2 separate regions of the Homo sapiens genome follow, and region 1 is linked to region 2. Evidence: chromatin contacts called from ENCODE POLR2A ChIA-PET data. All regions are on one chromosome and are shown on one strand. Each heading gives the region's core, a stretch centred on a gene start or an enhancer-like site at or near the end of the contact. The rest is flanking DNA. Distances are from core to core; before and after follow the strand shown. Region 1 holds the start of B9D2 (B9 domain containing 2). Region 2 has its middle 45 kb from the start of LTBP4.

Region 1 (3,390 bases), core at 560-3,059, 720 kb before region 2:
AGAAGGATCACATGAGGCCAGGAGTTCGAGACCAGCCTGACCAACATGGTGGAACTCCATCTCTACTAAAAGCACAAACATTAGCTAGATATAGTGGTGGGTGCCTGCAATCCCAGCTACTAAGGAGGCTGAGACAGAAGAATTGCTTGAACCTGGGAGGCGGAGGTTGTGGTGAGCAGAGATCATGCCACTGCACTCCAGCCTGGGCGACAGAGGGAGACTCTGTCAAAAAAAAAAAAAAAAAAAAAAACCCGGCCGGTCACGGTGGCTAACGCCTGTAATCCCAGCACTTTGGGAGGCTGAGGCGGGTGGACCACCTGAGGTCAGGAGTTTGAGACCGGTCTGGCCAATATGGTGAAAACCCGTCTCTACTAAAAATACAAAAATTAGCTGGGTGTGGTGGTGCACGCCTGTAGTCCCAGCTACTCGGGAGGCTGAGGCAGGAGAATCTCTTGAACCCGGGAGGCAGAGATTGCAGTGAGCTGGGATCGCACCACTGCACTCCAGCCTGGATGACAGGGGGAGACGCCATCTCAAAAAGTAAAAAACCAAAATTATAACGAGGGTACAACATTTCAATAGGATAACATTTATATTAAACAATTCAATGGAATACTTCACTAGTTGATATATGCATTATTAATGGGGTCTCCCTATATTCGAACTTCTGGCCTCAAGAGCTCTTCCCGCCTCAGCCTTCCAAAGGGCTGGGATTACAGTTATGAGCCACCGCGCCTAGCCAATGGTAGCTTGTAAATACTTTGTATCTATTGGCCTGGCTGGGTGGCTCACGCCTGTAATCCCGGCAGTTTGGGAGGGAGAACTGGGAGGATAGCTAGAGCCCAGGAGGTCAAGACAAGACTGGGCAACATAGCAACATAGCAGGACTCCATCTCTTAAAAAAAAAAAAAAGAATTAGCCAGCCGTGGTGGTGCATGTCTGTGATACCAGCTACATGGGAGGCTGAGGTAGGAGGATCCCTTGAACCCAGGAGTTAAGAGGCTGCAATGAGCTGTGATCGAGCCACCGTACTCCAGCCTGGGTGACAGAGTGAGACCCTTTTAAGGAGCCTTGATGGGACCTGATGACTGGCTTGATGTGGGAAATGATGGCATCTAGGATGGCATCCAGGGACAACATCTCCATTTCTTGATTGATAAATCAATCAATAGGAAAGAGGATTTTCTGCAAATAAGGGAATCTTAGTTCCTCATTTCTCTTCGCTACCCCAACCGCTCCTTGCTCAGAATCAAGCAGTAACAGTGAACTTGGTAGTAGCTCCGAGAAGGAAGTTGGACTTATCCAACTTCCTTCCTTCCTTGTCCTTGAGAAACCTAGGGGAACTCTAAAACGGAAGCAGAACCCACTCCCCAACTTCTCCACTCTCTGAATGAGGAGTGATTTTTTTGCTTTGTTTTCCAGTTACAAGGCCGGGGATGTACACGAGGTCCTGGAAGGAATTCCCCCTTGGTCCTGGTTCAATCTCTGATTTGTGATCCCGGACCACAGAGAGCTCTTCGGTGGGGTAGGCGCAGCACGGAGCAGTTAGGGATTTGCTTTTTTGGTAAAGAAGGTATCTGGGAGAAACTGCACTCAAACTTCCTCAGCCACACTCAACATGGCAGCTTCCTAGCCACGCCCAAAATGGCGGAACCCTTTGCCGTAGCTGGAGAGACGCTATTTTCCCAAAATGGAGCGGAGGAGGAAAATGTCCATCACAGCTTCACCCCGCCCCCCGCAGACGGCTAGCACCAATTAGTAGCGCGCAGAGCGAGTACAAAGCTAGGGGAGGAGCCTGCTGTTGCCCCAGCAACAACCACGGAAACCAAGACGAGCGCGGTCGCGGAAGTATCGCGGCTTACATATCTCGCAGCCAGGCGGGTCCTGGGAGAGGCGCGAGCCAGGCCTGGTCGGCGCCCGCGGAGAAAAGAAGCAGTCAAGCCCATGAACTACAACCCCGGTTGCCGCTTTCTCCTCTCCTAACCGTTAAGTGCGCTAAGGTAGGAATGACGCATGCGCTGCGCTTAGAGGCGGGGTTAAGTCGGACCTGAACTCATAACGCATGCGCCTTATGGAGCTTGCTGGGGGAGGGAAGCGGGGTGGCTGGCGTGACGCGGAAGGCGGGTCTTTTGCGCTCGTGGGCGGAGCCATAGCCCCTTCGGGCGGGGCTTTCCGCCGACCTGAACCCGAAAAGGTTATTTTGGACTTCCCAGAGTTAAATGCTGGTTCCCCAGACAAGGGTCCCCCCATTTTTTCCAGGCTTTCATGGGTTGGCAATTAGGATCTGTGGTCAAGACCTCAGCCTCAGGGGTGTGACGAAGCTAGCTTGGAATCCTAGTACTACCCTTTACTTGCTGGGCCTCAGTTTCCCCCCCGTCAAATGGAGATAATACACTTACCTCACAGGGTTGTGATTATATTTTTCCCCTCCCAGGGCCATGGCTGAGGTGCACGTGATCGGGCAGATCATAGGGGCCAGCGGTTTCTCGGAAAGTAGCCTCTTCTGCAAGTGGGGCATTCACACAGGTATTCCCCCAAGCCTGGTTCATTTCCACACCAAGACCCCTAGCCTAGAGGCTACATGCTCCTTCCTCCACCCCTTAACGCAGACTCTTAACCTCATTTCCATCAGTTCTCAGTACTCCAGGCCCAGCCCACACCCTGTCCACATGAGTCTCAAGCTCCCATCTTTGTGTGTGTGAGGGGTGGGATACAGACAGGGTCTCTCTCTGCGCCCGGGCTGGAGTAAGGTGGTGTGATCATAGCTCAGTGCAGCCTCGAACTCTCGGGCTCTAGTGATCCTCCCGCCTCAGCCTCCTGAGAAGCTGGGACTACAGACACGCACCACCAAATCTGGCTAATTTTTTTTATTTTTTGTAGAGACAGGGTCTCGCTATGTTGCCCAGGCTGGTCTCGAACTCCTGCGCTCAAACAGGCCACCCACTTCAGCCTCTCAAAGTGCTAGGATTAAAAACGTGAGCCGCCACGTCCCAGGAAAGTAATTTTGTTCATGCTTCCCCAACTGAGGCCCTATAGAGTCATGGTATAGTGTAATGGTTAGGGTCATGGGCTGCCAGATCTGCATTTAAATATTAACTCCCCCACCTATTAATTGGAGACCTTTGGACTCGACCACTTTGAGCCTCAGTTTCCTTGTTTCAAAGTGAAGCTAATAGTAGCTAAGAAGCAGCACAGGTTTGAGGTTAAGAGCACAGACTGCCTGGGTTCAAAACCAGTTATTGCTTGTTAAGGCACCCTTGGGCTGATTATGTGAACTTGGGCACTTCTCTTCACCTCGACTTCCTTGTTTGTACAATGAGAGTCATAGAAATATTTACCTGTTGAAGTTGTCATGAGTACTAAACGAGTATCAACAGCACTTAGAATAGG
Region 2 (3,616 bases), core at 180-2,679:
TGGGAGACTTTTCATTTTGTTCTGTACTAAGAAAAATTCTTCTGCCTTGGGATCCTGTTGATCTGTGACCTTGCCCCCAACCCTGTGCTCTCTGAAACATGTGCTGTGTCCACTCAGGGTTGAATGGATTAAGGGCGGTGCAAGATGTGCTTTGTTAAACAGATGCTTGAAGGCAGCATGCTCGTTAAGAGTCATCACCACTCCCTAATCTCAAGTACCCAGGGACACAAACACTGCGGAAGGCCGCAGGGTCCTCTGCCTAGGAAAACCAGAGACCTTTGTTCACTTGTTTATCTGCTGACCTTCCCTCCACTATTGTCCTGTGACCCTGCCAAATCCCCCTCTGCGAGAAACACCCAAGAATGATTAAAAAAATAATAAATAAAAAAATAAAAATACAAAAATTAGCTGGGCGTGGTGGCACATACCTATAGTCCCAGCTACTCGGGAGGCTAAGGCAGGAGAATCACTTGAATTCCGGGGAATTGGAGGTTGCCGCAGTGAGCCAAGATTGTGCCACTGCACTCCAGCCTGGGCAACAGAACCAGACTACGTCAAAAAAAAAAAAAAAAAAGAGAGAGAGAAAGAAAGAGAGAGAAAAGAAAGAAAAAAAGAAAGAAGAAAGAAAGAAGGAAAGAAAGAAAAGAAAGTCCTTGGTGACATGGCTGAGCCATTGTGTCAACTTTGGCTGAAGCCAGCACAAGTGTGGATTTTCCAGCCACAGATTCCCCTTACAATTTAAGCCATTTGAGTCAGCTGTTCTGGTACTTGCATCTAGGCGAATCATCAAATATTTTACAAGCAGTCCAGGTGCAGTGGCTCACACCTTAATCCCAGTACATTGGGAGGCCAAGGCAGGAGGATCGCTTGAGTTCCATAGTGAGAATTTGTCTCCAAAAAAAAAAAAAAGAAAAGAAAAAATGAATTTCACAACCAATACTTTGGGCACTGACCGAGCAGCATGGTTCACTTCTGTGCCCGATATTGACCCTTTACTTCCTGCATTGTGGAGAGGTCTGGGAAGTCCTGGGAGAGGGACCAGGGCAGCTAGAGTGGCCTTGGTGGAGGACGTCATTGGAGCGACTTGAGACAGAATGATTTACCAACCAATACGGAAATAATTCAGTATTTCAACAATCAACATAGCCTAGATATACCCCAACAACATGCTCCGCAGACAGCTAGTCCAAGCTGAATATGAGCTTTACTTGCTGAAGGATACAACACCCCCCGCCCTTTTTTTGTTTGTTTGTTTGTTATTGAGACGGAGTCTCGCACTGTCGCCCGGGCTGGAGTGCAGTGGCGCGATCTCGGCTCACTGCAACCTCCGCCTCCCGCGTTCAAGCGATTCTCTTGCCCTTTTGACGTGAGCTAGTGTGAATGGATTTCTGTTTCTTGCAACCAAGCACATACAGAAGAAAAAAAAAAAAAAGATCCCCTGACAAGCCTGAGTCATGAATCAAACGTTCAGGAAATAAATAGCAGTCCAATCTCACTTTAACCGTATGAGGTCATCTTAGCTTCGGGTCAGGCTGAAACTCTGCCGAGATTTTTGACCATGAGCTCTGCCAAAGGGTCCGCACCCTTTGGCCCAAGAATCCCTCCTCTGGGACACACAAGGAGGTCCATGAGGGGATTATTTATAATGGGAGGAAATTGGAAACAGCTTCAACCTCTGGCAATGCTGCCCTTTTGAATAAACATAGTGCAAACATTAGAGATTGTGTTTATCCAAAGATGTTTTAACAGGGGAACAGCTTACATTTTAAGAGGGGAAAAAACAGGGCTGTATAAACAATTTGCTCACACAGTTATGTAAAACACACACGTGCACACACACAACACACGCATTTAAAAAGCTCACAGAGAATAGAAAAGGCTGAAAGGAAATATATCAAAATGTCAACAACCATAGTGGTACAGGACTTAGGGATGGGAGGGGCGTCTTTGCCTTGCTAGTTCTCTGTAGTTTCCAAATGTTGCTTGATGAACGCCAAACTCTCCTTTTTTTTTTTTTTTTTTTTTTTTTTTTTTTTTTGAGATAGAGCCTCGCTCTATACCCCAGGCTGGAGTGCAGTGGCACGATCTCGGCTCACTGCAACCTCCGTCTCCCGGGTTCAAGCGATTCTCATGCCTCAGCTCCCGAGTAGCTGTGATTACAGGTGCCTGCCACCACGCTTGGCTAATTTTTCTTTTTCTTTTTCTTTTTTTTTTTTTTGAGAAGGAGTCTCGCCCTGTCCCCCAGGTTGGAGTGCAGTGGCGCAATCTCGGCTCGCTGCAACCTCTGCCTCCCAGGTTCAAGCAATTCTCTGCCTCAGCCTCCCAAGTTGCTGGAATTTACAGGCGCCCACCACAACACCTGGCTAATTTTCGTATTTTTAGTAGAGACGGGGTTTCACCATCTTGGCCAGGCTGGTCTTGAACTCCTGACCTTGTGATCCACCCACCTCAGCCTCCCAAAGTGCTGCTGGGATTACAGGCATGAGCCACCGCACCCAGCCTGATTCTTGTATTTTTGGTAGAGACAGTGTTTTGTCATGTCGGCCAGGCTGATCTTGAACTTCTGACCTCAGGTGATCCACCTGCCTTGGCCTCCCAAAGTGCTGGGATTATAAACGCGAGCCATTGCACCCGGCCCAAACTCTCCTTCAATAAATTTTATTTTCAGTTTTTAAACTCTTATATCATGAAAATTTTCAAACAGACACAAAAAGTCAAGAGACAATAAGCTTACATATACTCATCACCCAGGTTCAAGAACCATCAATATTTTGCCATTTCATCTTCTTTCCCCTCCCCATTTTTTTGAATACTTGAAAAAAAATCACACCCTGTAGTCCCAGCTACTCAGGAGGCTGAGGCAGAAGGATCGCTTGAGCCCAGAGTTTGAGACGAGTCCGGGCAGCATAGTGAGGCCCTGTCTGTAAAAAACATAAAAATAAAAAATAGGCCAGGCAGGGCAGGACGCAGTGGCTCACGTCTGTAATCCCAGCACTTTGGGAGGCCGAGGCAGGCAGATCACAAGGTCAGGAGATCGAGACCATCCCGGCTAACATGGTGAAACCCCGTCTCTACTAAAAATACAAAAAATTAGCCAGGCGTGGTGGGGGCCTGTAGTCTCAGCTACTCGGGAGGCTGAGGCAGGAGAATGACGTGAACCCAGGAGGCGGAGCTTGCAGTGAGCCGAGATCAGGCCACAGCACTCCAGCCTAGGCGACAGAGCGAGACTCCACCTCAAAAAAAAAAAAAAATTGGCCAGGCACGGTGACTCAGGCCTGTAATTCCAGGACTTTGGGAGGCCAAGTTGGGAGGATCACTTGAGGCCAGGAGTCTGAGACCAGCCTGGGCAATATAGTCTTGTGTCTACAAAAATAATTTTTAAAACATTAGCAAAGCATGGTGGCCAGTGCTTGTAATCTCAGCTATTTGGGAGACTGAGGCGGGCGGATCACTTGAGCCTAGAAGTTTGAGGTTACAGTGAGCTGTGATCATGCCACTGCACTCCAGCCTGAGCAACAGAATGAGACCCCATCTCTAAAAAATTAATAAATAAAAATTTTAAAAAATTACAGGTGAGAGGTATTATGTTGTTTCATTTGTAAATACTTCAATGAGC

Evidence for each region. ChIA-PET counts read pairs that join two places held with the same protein, here RNA polymerase II (POLR2A).
Region 1: POLR2A ChIA-PET joins it to region 2 with 12 read pairs in endothelial cell of umbilical vein. The contact joins the promoter of B9D2 here to the enhancer-like site in region 2. POLR2A ChIA-PET finds 5 or more read pairs at or near these places in 6 of 52 experiments (BJ, HEK293, Panc1 and 3 more).

The regions. Positions count from the first base shown.
Region 1 is chr19:41,362,568-41,365,957 of GRCh38, reverse strand. It overlaps B9D2 (B9 domain containing 2), which reads left to right and starts at 1,809. Exons shown (of 4, transcript NM_030578.4): 1 at 1,809-2,000; 2 at 2,435-2,526. The coding sequence starts at 2,439. It also overlaps a transcript of TMEM91 not described here. RefSeq lists an enhancer at 1,834-1,953.
Region 2 is chr19:40,644,142-40,647,757 of GRCh38, reverse strand. No RefSeq gene overlaps it. Among named protein-coding and RNA genes, the nearest start is that of LTBP4, 45 kb to the right of the region's middle. RefSeq lists an enhancer at 1-274. Within about 2 kb of position 1,429, at least 21 of the 41 ENCODE cell types and tissues checked have a DNase peak (open chromatin) inside an H3K27ac peak, as active enhancers do; they include endothelial cell of umbilical vein, where a contact is called at or near this core.